Regions from separate parts of the Homo sapiens genome. Here all the other regions are linked to region 1. The links are chromatin contacts, found by Hi-C or POLR2A ChIA-PET in ENCODE. All regions are on one chromosome and are shown on one strand. Each heading gives the region's core, a stretch centred on a gene start or an enhancer-like site at or near the end of the contact. The rest is flanking DNA. Distances are from core to core; before and after follow the strand shown.

What was found. A loop is a pair of places that touch in the nucleus more often than their neighbours do. ChIA-PET counts read pairs that join two places held with the same protein, here RNA polymerase II (POLR2A). Pooled maps may share reads with other maps.
Region 2: a pooled map shows a loop between it and region 1 (3-fold over the local background). The contact joins the promoter of SH2D3A here to the promoter of ARHGEF18-AS1 in region 1. A Hi-C loop is called at or near these places in 2 of 50 pooled maps. POLR2A ChIA-PET finds 5 or more read pairs at or near these places in 2 of 52 experiments (WTC11 and activated CD4-positive, alpha-beta T cell).
Region 3: a map of ascending aorta shows a loop between it and region 1 (4-fold over the local background). The contact joins the promoter of ELAVL1 here to the promoter of ARHGEF18-AS1 in region 1. A Hi-C loop is called at or near these places in 1 of 168 maps with a recorded cell type or tissue (ascending aorta) and 6 of 50 pooled maps. POLR2A ChIA-PET finds 5 or more read pairs at or near these places in 1 of 52 experiments (GM12878).
Region 4: a pooled map shows a loop between it and region 1 (8-fold over the local background). The contact joins the promoter of TIMM44 here to the promoter of ARHGEF18-AS1 in region 1. A Hi-C loop is called at or near these places in 6 of 50 pooled maps. POLR2A ChIA-PET finds 5 or more read pairs at or near these places in 2 of 52 experiments (B cell and WTC11).
Region 5: a loop to region 1 is called in a pooled map, with 5 times the contacts of the local background. The contact joins the promoter of SNAPC2 here to the promoter of ARHGEF18-AS1 in region 1. A Hi-C loop is called at or near these places in 3 of 37 single-sample maps with no recorded cell type and 6 of 50 pooled maps. POLR2A ChIA-PET finds 5 or more read pairs at or near these places in 1 of 52 experiments (activated CD4-positive, alpha-beta T cell).

The regions. Positions count from the first base shown.
Region 1 is chr19:7,393,478-7,396,942 of GRCh38, forward strand. It overlaps ARHGEF18-AS1 (ARHGEF18 antisense RNA 1), which reads right to left and starts at 1,582. Exons shown (of 2, transcript NR_186326.1): 1 at 1,516-1,582. The region is part of intron 10 of ARHGEF18 (Rho/Rac guanine nucleotide exchange factor 18); the gene reads left to right. RefSeq lists silencers at 1,341-1,781, 1,490-2,059 and an enhancer at 2,270-2,449.
Region 2 is chr19:6,765,518-6,768,982 of GRCh38, forward strand. SH2D3A (SH2 domain containing 3A) reads right to left here and starts at 1,918. Exons shown (of 10, transcript NM_005490.3): 1 at 1,870-1,918. RefSeq lists an enhancer at 1-308 and a silencer at 2,397-2,456.
Region 3 is chr19:8,003,752-8,007,216 of GRCh38, forward strand. It overlaps ELAVL1 (ELAV like RNA binding protein 1), which reads right to left and starts at 1,890. Exons shown (of 6, transcript NM_001419.3): 1 at 1,744-1,890. LOC105372266 (a long non-coding RNA gene) reads left to right here and starts at 2,062. Exons shown (of 4, transcript XR_936302.2): 1 at 2,062-2,207. RefSeq lists silencers at 1,266-1,315, 1,346-1,545, 1,776-2,265.
Region 4 is chr19:7,941,871-7,945,335 of GRCh38, forward strand. TIMM44 (translocase of inner mitochondrial membrane 44) reads right to left here and starts at 1,796. Exons shown (of 13, transcript NM_006351.4): 1 at 1,737-1,796. The coding sequence starts at 1,781. RefSeq lists enhancers at 817-1,360, 1,361-1,903, 1,530-1,899, 1,904-2,447, 2,448-2,990 and a silencer at 1,930-1,999.
Region 5 is chr19:7,918,617-7,922,081 of GRCh38, forward strand. It overlaps SNAPC2 (small nuclear RNA activating complex polypeptide 2), which reads left to right and starts at 1,722. Exons shown (of 5, transcript NM_003083.4): 1 at 1,722-1,933; 2 at 2,807-2,926; 3 at 3,089-3,157; 4 at 3,419-3,465. The coding sequence starts at 1,751. TGFBR3L (transforming growth factor beta receptor 3 like) reads left to right here. Exons shown (of 7, transcript NM_001419781.1): 7 at 301-481. RefSeq lists enhancers at 1-74, 750-1,249, 2,950-3,465 and silencers at 1,772-2,001, 2,082-2,281.

The DNA.
Region 1 (3,465 bases), core at 332-2,831:
GGATTACAGGCATGAGCCGTCTTGCCTGGCCATGGGGAGATCTTCTAGGCCTGGCTGACCAGCCAACCTTGGTGAGAGCTGTTCTGCTCGACTCCTGGTTACTGTTCAACTGCCTCCCCTGTGGCAGGACTTGGATTAGACAGGCAACCTCAAGACTGGGGTGTCTGATGGCAATTGAGAGGTTGCTGGTGCTGGGGGAAGCATCTGGCCTATCCACATCTGCCAAATAGCACCTGTGTGGAAGTGGATAGGGGAGGGTATGGTATGTGTTTCAGACTCTGAGCACCTGTTTGAGGGTATCTGACAGCATCTGTATTGGGGTTATCTAGTATGTGTTTGGGGGTATCTGCTGGACCTATGTGGAGTGTCTGACATATTTGGGGGTTACCTGGAAGCCTGTTTTGGGTATCTGATGGCACCTGCCTGGGTGCCTGTGTTTAGGGGATCTGATGGTATCTATGTTGGGGTGTCTGAGACCACTGGAGAGGTATATGATTCATTTTTCCCAGACCCACCTTTCTGAAGTCTATGCTGCCTCTTTTTTTGTTGTTGTTATTTTGAGACAGAGTCTTGCTCTGTTGTCCAGGCTGGAGTGCAGTGGCATGATTATAGCTCACTGCAGCCTGGACCTCCCAGGCTCAAGTCATCCTCCCACCTCAGCCTCTGGAGGCATGATCATAGCTCACCGCAGCCTGGACCTCCCAGGCTCAAGTCATCCTCCCACCTCAGCCTCTGGAGGAGTTGGGACCACAGGCAGGCGCCTCCATGCCCTGCTCATTTTAAAAAATGTTTTGTAGAGATGGGGTCTTGCTATGTTGCCCAGACTGGTGGTCCTGAACTCCTGGGATGAAGTGATCCCCCCACCACTCCCTGATGCTGCTTCTTTTTTCTCAGGTGACAGACCCTGCCCTCTCCATTTCTTGGACTCTCCCCGCTAGGACTCCCCACCACTGGGAGTGCCCCCCTTAGGTACTTCCAATCCTAACGAGCCCGTAGGAGCCCACTGACAACCCCTCCAGGCATCCGTTGATTCTTCCAAAACACCCCCAGCTCCACTGTCCTCCCTTGGGGTCCCCTTAACCCCGCTATCCTCCCTCGGGGTCCCCCAACTCCGCTGTCCTCCCTCGGGGTCCCCCCAACCCCGCTGTCCTCCCTTGGGGTCCCCCAACCCCGCTGTCCTCCCTCAGGGTCCCCCTAACTGTGCTGTACCCCCCTTGAGATTCTCCAAACCGCTGTCCTCCTCAGGACTCCCTCCCCAGCCGCGCTAATCACCCAGGCTTCCGTTAACCCCACAAAACGCCCACCTAACCCTGCTGCTCTCCCTCTGGATCCCCGCAACCCAGCTGTCCCCTCAGAGCCCCCGGCCCTACTGACAGCCAGGCTCGCATTGCTCTCCTTCAAAAAGCCCCCCAACCCCGCTGACCCGCCCCTCAAAAGTCGCCCTCACCCTCGCCGCGAGCACCCTCCCACTTCGGTGCCCGCGCCCCTCTCAAGGCCGAGCCGACGCCCCCTCACCACGGCTCGGGGAGCAGCAGCCCCAGGTCCCCGGGAGCGCCCCGCCCTCGAGGGCACGCCTCCTTCCGGGTCACGCCCTCTGCCCCGCCTCCGAGGCGGGATCGCGCATGCGCTGCTCTCCTCGCGCGGCTTCCCGCTTCCGGCTCCCAGCTGCTAGCTACTGTGGATCTGGGGGGGCCGGACGGAGGCATCGGAGGCGGCTGCGAGAGTGGCAGAGGAGCTGGCGGAGAGCGGCCTGCGGGCGATCGGGCCGAGGTGAGGACGGCGGCGGGGCGGTCCCGAGGAAAACGGGGCTCAGGAGGGGGCCCTCGGTCTCTTCAGGGGGTGGCCTGGGGCGCGGGACCCCCGGGGCTGCCTCGGGCCTCCCGCCGGCTCCTGGGGGACTTCTCCAGGCAGGCGAACGGGTGCTGGGGTGCAGGCTGCTCCTTCAATGCATGGAGGCTCTAGGCGGCGATTGCAGGGTGCAGAGGTGCAGACGATGCCCGCCCGCTCCGTCCGAGCCCCAGCCAGTCCTGGGGTGCTACGGCTTACTCTCCTCCAGGAGAGGAGAGGAGGGGTCACTTGGGCCCCAGCCTCTGCTCCTCGTTCAGGAGCGCCCGGGGCAGGACCAGGGATGGAATGGAACCCACCACAATACCCAGCACCGTCGTATTTCAGGCCTCCCGGGAGAACCCTCACACCCCGGAGCAGACAGCCCTCCCTGGCAGGGAGCGTTTGGGTGCAAAACCGTGAGAACTATCTGTGCCATGGGTTTTAGTTTCTTGTATAAGAACTCAGTTGGTGCTTTCATTGCGGACGGGAACGAGAAGCTTTCCCCTGGTCCTTACATGTTTCGTTTTGTTTTACGTTTTTAAATTTCAACTTTTATTTGAGATTGAGGGGGTACATGTACAGGTTTGTTACCTGGATATATTGCGTGATGCTGAGGTTTGGGGTGTGACTGATCTCGTCACCCAGGTACTGAGCATAGTACTCAATAGATAGTTTCAACCCTTGACCTCCTCCTTCCCTTCCCGCTCTAGTAGAGCCCAGTTTCTGTTGTCTTCTTGGTGTCCATGAGTACCCAAGGTTTAGCTCCACTTACAAGTGGGAAAGTGCAGTATTTGGTTTTCTTTTCCTGCGTTAATTCTACTAGCACTTGAGTGTTTTGCTGTGGCTATCTGCCCCTTATCTCTTGCTCTGTTGAGATTAAAGCCTGGACCACAGGATTAAAAAACATTCTTAAAGTTTTACCACGGAAGCGAAGCGGCCAACACACCTTTTCCCCTTTGCCTTGTTTTCGCGGAGATGAAGCTCCAGCCAGTAGCTTTGAAGGGCCCCATTCTCTTCCCATTGACCAGAGAGAGAGTTCAGGACAGTATAGACAGCCCAGTGGCCAAGGGATGAGTTTTGCAGGTGTCTGAGTGAATGATTAATCCTCCAGCTGTAAGAGGTGTCAGGAGAGGCTGGGCGCGGTGGCTCAAGCCTGTAATCCCAGCACTTTGGGAGGCCAAGGTGGGTGGATCACGAGGTCAGGAGATCGAGACCATCCTGGCCAACATGGTGAAACCCCATCTCTACTAAAATACAAAAATTAGCCGGGCATGGTAGCGGGCGCCTGTAGTTCCAGCTACTCTGGAGGCTGAGGCAGGGGAATCACTTGAACTCGGGAGGCAGAAGTTGCAGTGAGCCGCGATCGGGCCACTGCACTCCAGCCTGGCGACAGAGCAAGACTGTCTAAAAAAAAAAAAAAAGAAGTGTCAGGAGCACAGGCTTGAGGTCAGATCCGAGCTGGGTTCTGGTCCCAGTTCCACCACCTGTTAGCCGTGTAACTTCACTAAGTTTCCGTCTTCCCATCTTTAAAATGGGAATAAGGGTTGGTTGGGGTTTCTATGAAGTAATCTGTGTAAGGTGCATCACAGAAGTGTCTGGCATATGGCAAACTTTCCATCAGTGTTATACACCCTTTGC
Region 2 (3,465 bases), core at 668-3,167, 630 kb before region 1:
TGGGTGGATCATCTGAGGTCAGGAGTTTGAGACCAGCCTGGTCAACACAGTGAAACCCCGTCTCTACTAAAAATACAAAAATTAGCCAGGCATGGTGGCGTGTGCCTGTAGTCCCAGCTACTCAGGAGGCTGAGGAGAGAGAATCGCTTGAATCCAGGAGGCAGACCCTGCAGTGAACCGAGATCACACCACTGCACTCCAGCCTGGGTGACAGAGCAAGACTCCGTCTCAAAAAAAAAAAAAAAAAAAAGAATGTAACCCCAGGGTTAAGATTTTTAAAAGGTCACATTTTGTAGCAATGTCAGCAAACAGCAATGTTGCCTTTGCAGATCCTTCTATTTCGGAGCCCATACATGTGGTTATCATGATGATTGAATTTGGATCTCAGACATTTTGGTAGTTTCCCGATAATCTCACAGGCCTCAGGGCCAGTGTGTCTCAGGTGTCTGGTGGGGGAGATTTCTCTGGATGGTCCAGAAGAAGATAATCTGCTTCTTACTCTCCTGCAAGCTCTCCCTGCAGCCCTGCAAAGTCTTCTGGTGGGGTCTGCAGAGAAATTCCTGCCTCCTGAGTCAGCAGGAAGTTCCCAGACCAGCCCTAGGTGGCTTTAGGGGAGGAGCGCTGGGCAGGGAGCCAGCTGCCAGTGCCGCATACCTGAAGCCAGGTGTGTCTTTGCAATGCCTGCGCACTTCCTGTTTGTCACCTGGACCAGGGCTAGCCTCGGTCGCAGAGTTTCCCAACCCCAAGTTCCTGTCTTGTGTCTCCCTTAGTGAGAGTGAAGTTGAGTCAATGGCAAGGTTCTGGTTAGTTTGAGGACACAGGGTGGCCATAGGTCAGCCAAAGGCCAACTAAGCCATCTCCTGCCTCTGAGTCCTTTGGGATCATTTATTCGGGCACGGAAGAGAAGAAACGGGCAGAATCAGGAATCAGACCAAGCATAGAGAGAGGAGAGAGGGGATTATTCATGTTCCAGTTGGATCATAAACATGTGTCCACGTGTGGGGAGGACGTGGAGGGTGGGAACCACCAGCACAGGCAACACAAACACAGATGTAGGCAGGACTCGCTTTTGACGTTGGACGACCATTGCTGGAGCACTTGCTGTGCACCAGGCTCTGTTCTAGGACCTAGAGATACAGTGACTAAGGAGATTAAAGCTCGGCACCACCCTGCCCTCCAGAGCTTGCAGTCGGCTGCGCAAGACAGACTGCAAACGAGCACAAGATGAATGGAGAAGACAGACCATTTCTAAGAGTTATCAATGAAAGTGATAAGCCAGGGAGATGTGATAGAGGAGGCTGGACAGGACAGCCTCTCCTATAAAGTGACATTGGAACTGAGACCTCAGTACAGAAGGAGGCAGTTAGGCAAAGATTTGGAGGAGTCGCCTGGGTGAGGGGTACAGTAAGGGTAAAGGCCTGGAGCTGAGATGGACTTGCTTTTTACATTTTACATCATCAAGGCGGCTGGTGTAGCCGGAATACGATGAGGAAGGAGTAGATAGGAGGGCAATGAGGTTGGAGAGATCAGGAGGAGAGACTAGGCAAAAACTAGTGGACTTTGAATTTTAATCTCTATGACCCAAGGGTTTTAAGTGAAGGAGGGGCCCGATCTGATTCGCCGTTTAAGAGGATCACTCAGGCAAAAATGGAAACAATGGCTTTCTGTGCTGCACAGGAAATACACTTAGAGAGGCACGCCCAGGTGAGCCCGAGCACACCGACACGCGTAACGCACAGCGACCCTCTCATTCGCGAGGCGACCTCTTCTACCCCAGATCCTCCCTGCGAGCCGGTGACCCCACCTGGAAAGAGAGGACTCCCCATCCCAATAATCCTGGTTCTGGATCTGCCCTGGGGCTCCACTCACCTGGGCAGGACCCGCGGGGCTCCCACGAGGCTGGGTCCAGGCGGAAGCTGAGGCTCCGCGGCTCCGGGCTGCTGTCACCCCCGCCCTCCACCTTGCCACCGCCCCAGCCTTCCCAGACCACACCTAGTGGGAACTCAGCCCAGTTACCTGACCACACCTCCTGCAGACCCCGCCCCCTGCGGGCCCCGCCTCAAACTAACTTCCCAGGCCCTTGCTCCGCCCCCTTAAAACCATTTTTTTTGCTACTAGCCACGCCTCCTTCTGCATCGCACCGCTTTCTCCATAGACCCCGCCCACTAGGGGAGCACCACGCATCCTTTCCTGCCAGTGGCCCCTCCCCTTGTATATAGCCACGACCACCGCCGAATGACTACGCCCACCCGCAGCCACCTCCTTCTCAGCCCCGCCCCTTAGGGCAATAGAAGAAATTTCATCCCAACGTTCCCGCCCCTTAGAACCCTGCCCCTCCCTTCCACCCAGGCGGCCCCAAGCACCCATGGCCCTTTGGGACCAGGGCGGGGTGGAGTGGGGTGCCTCTCTCCCCTCCCCGCCAAGGCTCCGGGTCAGGGCAGGGCAACTCCCTCGGGCTCTTACGCCAGGCTGGGGTAGCTGCGGCAGCTGTGACGTAAGGAGGGGTACGCTTCCTCCAGACCGCCCTCCCGGATTTTCCGGAAAGAAGCCCCATTTAGGTGGCGGGTTTTGTGGAGAGACGTCCGGGAAAACGCGACAGCTTCCTTCAGTGACAGCACGCTGGAGCGGGGCGGGACTTTGGTGGAGGTGGAAGGCAAATCATTCAGGTGGTTTCCCAGGTGGGAAGAAGGGTGGGGGGGACTTCCATCGTGATGCCTGGAGACGAACAAGAGAAAAGGTGACAGGGACCTAGTGCAAGAGAGAGGACTCTTTGGCCACGTTTATTGATGAGTTCCTCATATTAACATCAGTCTTGTCTTGTAGAGACAGGGTCTTGCTATATTGCCCAGGCCGGAGTGCAGTGGTGATCATAGCTCACTGTAGCCTCAACCTCCTGGGCTTAAGCTATCCTCCCGCTTCAGCCTTCCAAGCAGCTGAGACTAAAGGTGCACACCACCACACCCAGCTGATTTTATTTTATTTTTTGTAGATGTGGCGTCTTACTATGCTGCCCAGGCTCTGGAACTCCTGGGCTCATGCGAACTTCCTGCCTTGGCCTCCCAGAGCGCTGAGATTACAAGCAAGCATGAACCACTGTGCTTGGCCCCAGTAACCACAGTCTTAAAAGCAGTAGCAGCAGCTAACATTTATTGAGCACTTACTGTACACAAGGGCTGTTCTGTCAACTTGCCTTTATTTTATTTTATTTTATTTTTTGAGATGGAGTTTCACTCTCGTTGCCCAGACTGGAGTGCAGTGGCAGCAGTCTCAGCTCACTGCAACCTCCACCTCCCCGGTTCAAGCGATTCTCCGGCTGTAGACTCCCGAGTAGCTGGGATTACAGGCTAATTTTTGTATTTTTAGTAGAGATGGGGTCTCGGCCAGACTGGTCTCAAACTCCTGACCTCATGTGATCCACCTGCCTCGGCCTCCCAAAGTGCTGGGGTTACAGGCATGAGGCCTCTA
Region 3 (3,465 bases), core at 640-3,139, 610 kb after region 1:
ACTCTGTCTGCTCAAAACCAATGCATCAACATAAACAGTATTATTTCCTTCCACATTTGAGACGTTCGTGTATCTCAACCTCTTTGTGGGCCTCGAAGTTGCAGAATTTGATAATAGATCCCAGCACAGAACTTTGCACACAGAAAATATTCGATGACAACTGGAGTGCCCTGGAGCCTTGTGATTATAGGAGCAGTACAATCGAGTGGTTAAGAGTAAGGGTTTTGAATCAGAGGGCCCGAGTTCAAACCCTGGCGCAGCCACTTTAGTGCATGAGACTGGTCACATCAAGTGACCCATCTAAGCCTCAGTTTCTTCATCTCTAAAATGGAAATTAATGGAAATTATAACATCACCTGCCTCAAGGACTGCAGACAAACGTCCACAAAGTGTCAAGCACATAGTAAATCCTCAATAAATACTGGTGGCTATGTACAACATCATTTATTCAGTGCCTACCAGGCACAGACCACGCACAACGCAACGGGATTTCCACCCTCTTCAATTTGCACCACACTTTTGTCCTTCCCATTTTATAGATAAGAAAACTAAGGCTCAACAGAGTCAAGCTTGTTCGAGGTCTTGGGAGCATCTCCCAGGGCATTAGAACTTTTGGAGGAAGAGCATTTAGTTCAGTAATGGTTCTCACCTGTGCGTGTGAGAGTGGAAGAGACCCCTCCCCCGCAACCCGAGCCATCTGGCAATGTTTGGAGATACTTTTGATCCTCACGACTTGGAGCATGGGGATACTGCTGGCATCTAGTGGGTAGAGGCCAGGAATACGGCTCAACTTCCTACATTGCACAGGGAAGCCCCCACTACCACCACAACCAAAAACTATCTGACCCCAAACATCAGTAGGGCCAACGTCGAGAAACCCTGCTCTAGACAGATCATTCTCCTCATCTTCCCATTTCTGGCCATCCGGATCTTAGATGAACACTTTCTAGCAAGGGGGCTCAGTCCCACCACGGGAAGCCCATGCAGAAGTTGTGCAGAAGTTCTTCTCCACCTGCCCTGCACACAGTAGGGACCAAAACCCATTTTAACAAGCCCCGCAGCCCAGAGCACCGGAAAAGGAAGGAAGGGCATCCATCCCCCATTGTTCAACTGTGTGCAGCTTGTGTTTCCAACAGGCACACACACATATTTTACAAATCCTAACGTCCCACGCCCCACAAACAGCTTTGTTAGAGATGGCGCTCAAAAAAAGATGCAGTTTAGATTTTTTTTTTCCCCCAGGACTCCCGTGTATCTACTGAAGGGTTTGCACACTTCTCAAAGGACCTCGCACCGGCCGCGGTGCTCTGACAACGACCACAAAAGAATCTGTGGGATTTCCCGGGGGAGCAAGCCCGTGGGCCGTGACCTCTGCGCGCTCAAAGCGTTCCCGGCGCTCCCCCGTAGCTGGCCCCACTCTCCCGCCCCCGGAGCCCGGGCTTCCAAGGCGACCGGGGCCCCCGGCCGTGCAGCCCGGCCCCCCGGCGCATGCCCACGCCGTATCCCCCTCGCCCGTCCCTCGAGGCGCCAGAGGAATCCGGCCCCGGGGCCTGTAGCCGGCGCCCACACCGGCCCGCCCCGACCCGCCCGCCGCGGCCCCAGCGCGCGTCCCCTCCCCCGGTCCGGCGCGGCCTGGGCCTCGGCCGGTGCAGGCCCGCGGGCGCCCCGCGGCCAGGCCAGGCGAGCTCAGGCCTGCCGCGGCCTACCCCGTCGGGCGCCGCCGAAGGCCCCCCACCGCCTCACCTGGATGCGGGCGGGCGGGCCCGGGGCTGCTCCGGGGCGGGCGGGAGGCGGCGGCGGCGCGGCGCTAACGGCTCCGCTCGGCCTCGGTAGCGGTGGCGGCGGTGGCGGCGACGGCGACGGCGGCAGCGGCTCCTCCTCAGCGCGCACGACCCGCTCCGGCCCGCGGCCCGGACACGCCCCCCCCGCGCGCGAGCCCATTGGCCGACGTCCGCCACGGCGCGCTGCTCATTGGCCGGCGTAGCTGTCGCGGCGCTCCGGGGCGCGCGGGAGAGGCGGGACTTCCGGTCGGCGCCGCCTGCGAAGTGCTCCGCGGCCGGCGGAGACGCGGGCAGCCAGCGATGGCCGCGGAGGGGGCGAACTGGGTTCCGGCCCTCGGAGGCTGACGGAAGGCGGTGGCTGAGGAGCGGCGCCTCTGGTTGAGCGCTCGCCGTGTGTCCCGCACCTGTCTGTCCTGCCGCCGCCCGGTAAGGTAGGAAAGGTCAGCGCGCCGGGGTTACGGGTACAGAACCTGGGTTCGAATCCCGGCCCCGACGTTTCCGCACTACGTGCCGTTGGGCAGGAGCTGACGTCACCTTGCCGGGCCTCAGTTTCCTTCTCTGGTGCGCTGAGGAGGCGGGGCATGGAACGTGGTCAGCGCTTCATCGGTGCTGGCTCTTTGAGCAAGCCAGTTCCCGAAGGCTCAGCATCTCATTCATTCATTAAAATGTCATTGAGCGCCTACTGTGTGTCAATCACTGTATGGGCAGTGAGCAGAAAAAAAATACCTGGTCTTATTGGGCTAACATTCTAAACCAGCGCTGGCCTAGAATGCCCTAGTAGAAATACATGCAAGCTACATGTTTAATTTTTTTTTATGTAAAGATGGGCTCTGGTTCTGTTGCCCAGGCTGGTCTCGAACTCCTGGACTCAAGCGATTCTCCTGCCTCCGCCTCCCAAAGAGCTGGGATTACAGGCATGCCTGCACTCTGCCTAATTTTTTCTTTTTTTTTTTTATGATCTGAAAATAATAGTCTTTTTATTTTTATTTATTTATTTATTTATTTGAGACGGAGACTCGCTCTGTCGCCAGGCTGGAGTGCAGTGGCGTGATCTCCGCTCACTGCAACCTCCGCTTCCCAGGTTCAAGCGATTCTCCTGCCTCAGCCTCCTAAGTAGTTGGGCCTACAGGCGCTGCGCCACCACAACCAGCTAATTTTTGTATTTTTAGTAGAGACGGGGTTTCACCGTGTTGGCCATGATGATCTGTATCTCTTGACCTCGTGATCTGCCCGCCTCAGCCTCCCAAAGTGCTGGGATTACAGGCTTGAGCCACTGCGCCTGGCCTACAATTTTGTTTTTCTTTTTTTTTTTTTTTTTTTGAGACAGGATCTCACTCTGTCACCCAATTTGGAGTGCGGTGGTATGATCACAGCTAACTGCAGCCTCAACTTCCCCAGCTCAGGCAATCAATCCTCCGGCTTCAGATTCCTGAGTAGCTTAGACTACAGGATGTGCCACTATGCCTGGCTAATGTTTTATTTTTTTGTAGCGATGAGGTCTTGCTGTATTGCCTAGGCTGGTCTCAAACTTCTAGACTTAAGTGATCCTCCTGCTTTGGCCTCCCAAAGTGTTGGGATTACAGGCGGGAGCCACGGTGCCCAGCCTGTTTCTTTTTTTAATCATATTTTCTTAGAAGTTTTTTTTTTTTTTTTTTTTTTTTTTGGAGACAGGGTCTCACTCTGC
Region 4 (3,465 bases), core at 546-3,045, 550 kb after region 1:
CCCACCCCATTTCTGCCAGCCTCCAAAGATGAGAGAACTGGATTTTTCAGACACAAACATCGATAATGTGTTGCCCCAGGGACAACTCTGGAATAAACCTACAATGTCCTCCTCAAGGGTTGAGCTATAAACAGAGTAATTTAGGGGAGTCGCTCTGGGCAAAGACTGGGCTGATCTCATGTAAAAGGCACTTGCTGGCTGGGCGCGGTGGCTCACGCCAGTAATCCCAACACGTTGGGAGGCTGAGGTGGGAGGATCACCCGGTCAGGAGTTCGAGATCAGCCTGGCCAACATGGTGAAATCCCGTCTCTACCAAAAATACAAAAATTAGCCGGGCGTGGTGGCACACACCTGTAGTCCCACACACCTGTAGTATTGCTTAAACCCGGGAGGTGGAGGGTGCAGTGAGCCGAGATCTTGCCTTAAGTTCTGTGCAGGCACTGAGCTGGTGGCTCATGCCTGTAATCCCGATACTTTGGGAGGCTGAGGCGGAAGGATCGTTTGAGCTCAGGAGTTTGAGACCAGCCTGGGCAACATAGCTAGACCCTGCCTCCATAAAAAATTGGGGGAAAAAAAAAAAGCTCTGTGCAGGTCCTGTTCAGCTCGGCACCCTGTCACCCAGCACAGAACCTGGCGTGTTGATGTCAAAAGACCAGGTACAACTTCTCCACCATTTCCACATTTCCTGGGCCGTTTTTCTCTCTGTTCTCTGCCTCCTACCTCTGAGAACCCTATGCAACATCCCAAACTTACACAGGTGCCTACTATCTCCTGTATTTACTTGAGGATAACTTTTTTTTTTTTTTTTGAGACGGAGTCTCCCTCTGTTGCCCAGGCTGGAGTAAAGTGGCAGGATCTCGGCTCACTGCAATCTCCGCCTGCCGGGTTCAAGTGATTCTCCTGCCTCAGCCTCCCAAGTAGTTGGGATTACAGGAGCGCGCCACCATGCCCGGCTAATTTTTTTGTATTTTTAGTACAGATGGGGTTTTAGTAGAGATGGGATTTCACCATGTGGGCCAGTGGATCTCGAACTCCTGACCTCAGGTGATCCACCTGAGGCTGAGGCAGGAGAATCGCTTGAACCCGGAGGCAGAAGGAGGCAGAAGTTGCAGTGAGCCGAGATCGCGCCATTGCACTCCAGACTGGGCGACAAGAGCGAAACTCTGTCTCAAAAAAAAAAAAAAAAGAGAAAAAAGAAAAAACGAAGAGCACGAGCAATATGAAGTACTACTTTCTGAGTGCGCCTTACACGTCTTGACTGCCACTGCCCTGTGGACCCAAGAGCCTGCTAGGGCGCGAACCACCTCTCGCACATCCACAATGAACGTTAGAAGAAACGAGACAAGAAATGCTCTCGGTAGAGAACTTGGCATTTAACCGCGAGCTGTGAATTTCACGTTTTTTTGCCTTCCCCTCTACTTTTTTCCACGGGACGCCGCCGCCCCGGCTACCATTCTCTCTCCTGTATACGTGGAGTCTGATCAGAGGGCGAAGGGTGATCAGCTCCCTCCCAGGTCCCGCGCATCGCCGCCCCCTGCCCGGTAAGCTCGGTCCCCGCCCTCAGGCCACGCTCTGTGCCCCCTGTCCTGGCCTCTGCTACCCAAAGATCTAACCCCAAGCTTTCTAAGGAGCCCAAGCAAGGGTCGCGAAGGCCAAGGGTCTGAGAAGAAAGCCTTGGTGGCCGAAGGCCCAGAAGACCCCTAAGCTCGCCCTGCCAGCGCCGCACCGCCGCTCACCCGTGGACAGCGGCACCAGCCACTCCGCAGGGCCGCCGCCGCCATGTTGGAGAATCGTGTGACCTTCTCGCGGCGCGGCCCGGTTGCGTCATCCGCCGCTTCGGCCTAGAGCCGCGCAAGCCTGAGAAAAGCCGCTCCAGGAGCGGGGTTTCGGGTAGGGAGAGCCCTCCGATTGGGTCCGTCATAGGGCGGGGCATTAAAAGGGTAGGGAATGCCTAGAGAGCTTGACCTCTGATAGGGCAGTGTTTTGGAAGGACGGGGCCCGTGACTGGATGTGGCCCGGGGGAGGGCACTCCTGGGAGGGTCAGATCTGTGATTGGGCGCGACTACGAGGGGGCGGAGCCCAGGGGCGTGTATTCCGTCACTTGCGGTGATTCGGCTACAGAACGCGCCGGGCGCTGGTGGCAGGTGGTACAGGCACGTGGATCCACCGACCACAAGGACGGATTCGATTGGATTCTGATTGACCGGCGGACCAGCTCCAGAGTAATTGTCTATGGCTGCCCCTGCAATGACTGATTGATTGACAATGGCTGAGAGACCAGCAAGTGAGTCGCTCCGAGAAAGCGAAGGAGCCCACTCTTGTGCGGCGCTTTGGGAAGACGCCTGTTGGTTTTGACCCCGAATAAGAAGAGGAAGCTGAGAGCGGGCTGACTGTGGTCCAGTCCTACTTCGATTCAGTGTGAACTGACACTCTGATCTGAAGACGCTCAGGCCTTTGTCATTTCAGCACCCCAGATGCTATTTTCCATTCGAAGAATGCCGCCACCAGGTGGCGGTATTTTAACATGGCCATGCAATCCGGGTATGAGGAGGAGGGTTGGTCCCCTGGGAGAGCTAATGTATGTTGCTGTTGCTGTTTGTCTTATTGGATCCTTTTTTTTTTTTATAGAGCCAGAGGCTTGCTCTGTCACCCAGGCTAGAGTGCAGTGTCGTAATCTAGCTCACTGCAGCCTCCAATTCCCAAGCTCAAGCGATCCTCCTGCCTCAGCCTCTGAGTCACTGGGATTACAGGCGTGAGCTACCGCACCCGGTCTTTTTGCATTACTAACCTGTGATATGGGTTTATGGGACTTCATTATTTCAAAGGGAGGCAGCTTGGCCCCGGAGAGCATGCATTCCTGGCTTCTGCGATGGATAGACTTGTGTTCTCCATCTCAGGAGCTCCCCCTCAAGGTGGGGGTAAGAGATGAGGGCTTCCACTCTGGCTTTGTTCGAGATGTCTTGATGCCAAGAGGAGCAAACTAGTTAAGCGGTTGGTGTACACAGGTGTGTTGCTAAGAATAAGGTCTGGGCTAGAAATATGGATTCTTAGTTGTGGTTGAAAGTACGGAGTTTGGCCGGGCGCGGTGGCTCATGCCTATAATCCCAGCACTTTGGGACACTGAGGCGGGAGGATCTCTCCAGCCCAAGAGTTTGAGACCAGCCTGGGCAACATAGTGAAGACCTCTTCTTTACAACAAATACAAAACATTAGCTTGGCGTGGTAGCATGTGCTTGTAGTCCCAGCTACTCAGGAGGCTGAGATGGGAGGATCGTTGAGGCCCGGGAAGTTAAGGCTGTAGTGAGCCGTGATCGTGCCACTACACTACACTACACTACACTACACTACCTGGGCAACAGAGAGAGACCTTGTGTCAAAAAAAAAGAAGAAGAAAGAAAGAGAGAGAGAGAAAGGAAAGAAAGAAAACTACAGCATTGGACACTCAGAGGCAGTGTGTCATATAAG
Region 5 (3,465 bases), core at 472-2,971, 530 kb after region 1:
ATTTTAGAGACGAGAATGATGAGGCATTCTCTGAATTAAGTAACTTGTCAAAAGTCACAATACTGGGTGGAGCTTGGATTCGAACTCAGGCAGTGGGTCACCCGCGGCAGGCGCGGGCTTTGGGTCGAGCCAGGGGCATTAGGTGAGGAGAGGCACTAGGCGAGGAGAACTCAGCATTCGGACCCGGCTCCCACTCTCACCCCGGCATGCAGACCGATGGAAGAGGCTAGTGGTCTGCTGGGAAGGGAGGTGGCCCGCGTAGCGTCCCCTCCCTCGCTGAGCCTCAGCCACCCCTCCCAGGGATGGTGCGCCCCCAACATGGTCCGGAGATACACCCAGCTACCAATTCGGGACCAGGACCAACAGGACCGGACCCGCCTCCCTGGACCTCGGACCTGATGAGGCCACGACCCCTGCGCTTCTCTCCTCCCCCTGTCCCTCCCACCTGTGCTCAAAATAAACCTCTGGACTGACCGGCTAAGTTCTGGTGCAGTCAGTGAGCGCGCAACGTGCGGGGTGGGGGATAGGTGGGGAGGCTTGGGGAGAAAGCTGGGAGCAGGACTTGGGGGGTATTCCTGAGAAATCGTGACTTACAGGGGTGGAGCCTGGGGACGGGGCCCATATGCCCATATACCCGTGTGCACTCCCAGGCCATGGGAGACTGTAGGGCGTTTTGTCTCAAACAGAAAGCGACACCCGGCCGGGCGCGGTGGCTCCCGCCTGTAATCCCAGCACATTGGGAGGCCGAGGTGGGTGGATCACTTGAGGTCAGGAGTTCCAGACCAGCGTGGCCGACATGGTGAAACCCCGTCCCTACTAAAAAAAGTAACAAAAAAAGAATTAGCAGGGCGTAGTGGCGCGTGCTTATAATCCCAGCTGCTGGGGAGGCTGAGGCAGGAGAATCGCTTGAACCCAGGAGGCAGAGGTTGCAGTGAGCCGAGATCGCGCCATTGCACTGCAGCCTGGGCAACAAGAGCAAAAATCTGTCTAAAAAAAAAAAAAAAGCGGCACCCAACCCCACAAGCGTAAGTTTAAAATAAACCTTCCCCCTCCCTCCTCTCCTTACCCGGACACCTGCCCATCTGCCTCCTGCGATCTTTCTCAAGCCAGGCCTTCTCCGCTCTCCATTACCCCCGCCCGGACCCTGCCCTAGCTCCGCTTCGACCTTCTGCCTCTGCTCCAGTTCCCTCCTGGTCTGGACTTCGCCCTCCTCTTAGATTGTCAGTCTAGTCTAGAGCTCCTTAAATCCCTCCTGCCCGAGCTCCACTCTACCTTACACAGACAAGAGTGGGACTATCAGCCCCAGTCTACAGAGGAGGAAACTGAGGCTCGGCAAGGCTAAATCACTTGCCCAAAGTCCCCAGGCCTGTCTGACCCCAGAGCCCAGGCTCTTGACCGACTGGATCTTCGGACTTGACCTTTCGGCCAGAACCCACCCCTCTGCGAGAAGCAAAGCACACAGTAGTAGCTTCATGAGTTAGTCCAGCAACAGAGGGAGGGCATGGGATCCAAGGTGTCGTCTCCACTTCATGAATGAGATAAAGTGCAGGCTGAGGGTCTCCTTCGCCCCGCCCCAGTTCCGGTGCCGATCTCCCCTTCACTTCCATTGGGGCGGTTCCCCGGGCCTCCAAACGCGAAGCCACGCCCCCACGCGCGTCCGCCTCCGCGCGGTTCTTTCTGACCTCGGCGGCCCCCGTAGCTCCGCCCATCGGAGAAGCGACCTTACAGCGCCTGCCTCTTTCTGAGCGGCATGAAGCCACCTCCCAGGCGGCGAGCGGCCCCGGCGCGCTATCTGGGCGAGGTGACCGGTCCCGCGACCTGGAGCGCTCGCGAGAAGCGGCAGCTAGTGCGACTCCTGCAGGCGCGGCAGGGCCAGCCGGAGCCGGACGCCACCGAGCTGGCCCGGGAGCTGCGGGGCCGGAGCGAGGCTGAGGTGAGATGCGGTTCTCGGGACCGGAGCCAGGCTGGAGGCGGGGCTGGGGTGGGGCGGAGAGTGGGCGGGGCTGCGGCAGGAGCCAGCGGGGCGGGGCCAGGAATGTAAGCGAGCGGGGGCGTGGCGTGGGGCTGAGTGGCGGGGCGTTAGTGGGTGAGCCTGGGCGGGGTGAGGGGCGGGGCGTGGACGGGAAGAGAAGACCTAGGGGCGGGGCGAGCTTGGGAGCTAGACGTGGGCGGGGCATAAGTGAAGCGGAGGGGCGGGGCGATGCCGGGGGCGGGGCGTGCGTGCCGCTGAGGTTTGGAGAGTGGGTGGGTGAGTTTGAGGGGCAGGACGAGCCTGGGGGCGGGGCGTGGGCGGGTTAATAGCAAGACTTAAGGGCGGGGCCGTTTTGGGAGTAAGGCGTGGGAGGGGCGTGGGCGGGATGAGGGCAAGCTTTAAAGGCGGGGCGAGCCTCGGGGTAATGCGTGGGTGAGGCGAGGGCTAAACGGGCGGAATGAACTGGGAGTAAGATGCTGCCGAGTCCGGGCGAAAAGCAACGCATGCTGTTGGACAGGATACGAGCTTGAAGTGAGAGGGAATAGAGAAGAGGGGACGAAGAAGGGAGTTGAACGGGGTAGTAGTCAGCATAGGGTTGGGCCCTGGCTGCGTGAAGGAGCCGGAACTGGCCTGGGCCTTACAACTTCCTTAGGTAGCTGGTCACGCTCTGGGTGGGGTAGGGGCCTTGGCAGTCACTGGGACTCCTAACACCGGGCCAGCAGGAGACTAAGGCGCAGTAGCGGGGCCCAGAGCATACAAGGGATTGGGCTTTGGCTTCTCTGCTGCAGCCCTGAGCTCATAGAAGCCTCATTCCGCCGCCTCTTTCCTTTCTAGATCCGGGTCTTCCTCCAGCAGCTCAAGGGCCGCGTAGCCCGGGAGGCCATTCAGAAAGTGCATCCGGGTGGCCTTCAGGGACCAAGGCGCCGGGAGGCACAGCCCCCAGCCCCCATAGAGGTGAGGCAGATGAACAGGGTGAGGCTGTCCAGGGCAGGTCCCTGGTGGGTAGGTGGGAGTTGCGGGGGATAACCTGATTAGGGGATCCCCAGGAGGAGCAGGGCTTGGGGGGCCATTGCAGGCTGATCCCTGGGCTGACCCTGTACCTCTGGCTTCACTCAGGTCTGGACGGATCTGGCTGAGAAGATAACAGGGCCACTGGAAGAAGCCCTGGCAGTGGCTTTCTCGCAGGTACCGCCATTCCCCCAGGCAGGTCAGGGTGTCCCAGAGGACAGGGTCACATGGGCCAAATCATGTGAACCTGGGTCCTGGGCCCTTTTGCCAGCTCTGTGGACTCCGTCAGTCACTGGACACCTCGAGCCTCAGTGTCCCTGGCTCTGAGGCCATCTCTTGTCTGAGGAGCATCTTAGGGTGGCAGGGAGGATGGGGGAATGTGTAGACGGTGAGAAGACTTCCCAGCTCCTCTTCCTCCCTGATTGTTCTGCCTGCCAGGTGCTCACCATCGCGGCCACGGAACCGGTCACCCTCCTGCACTCCAA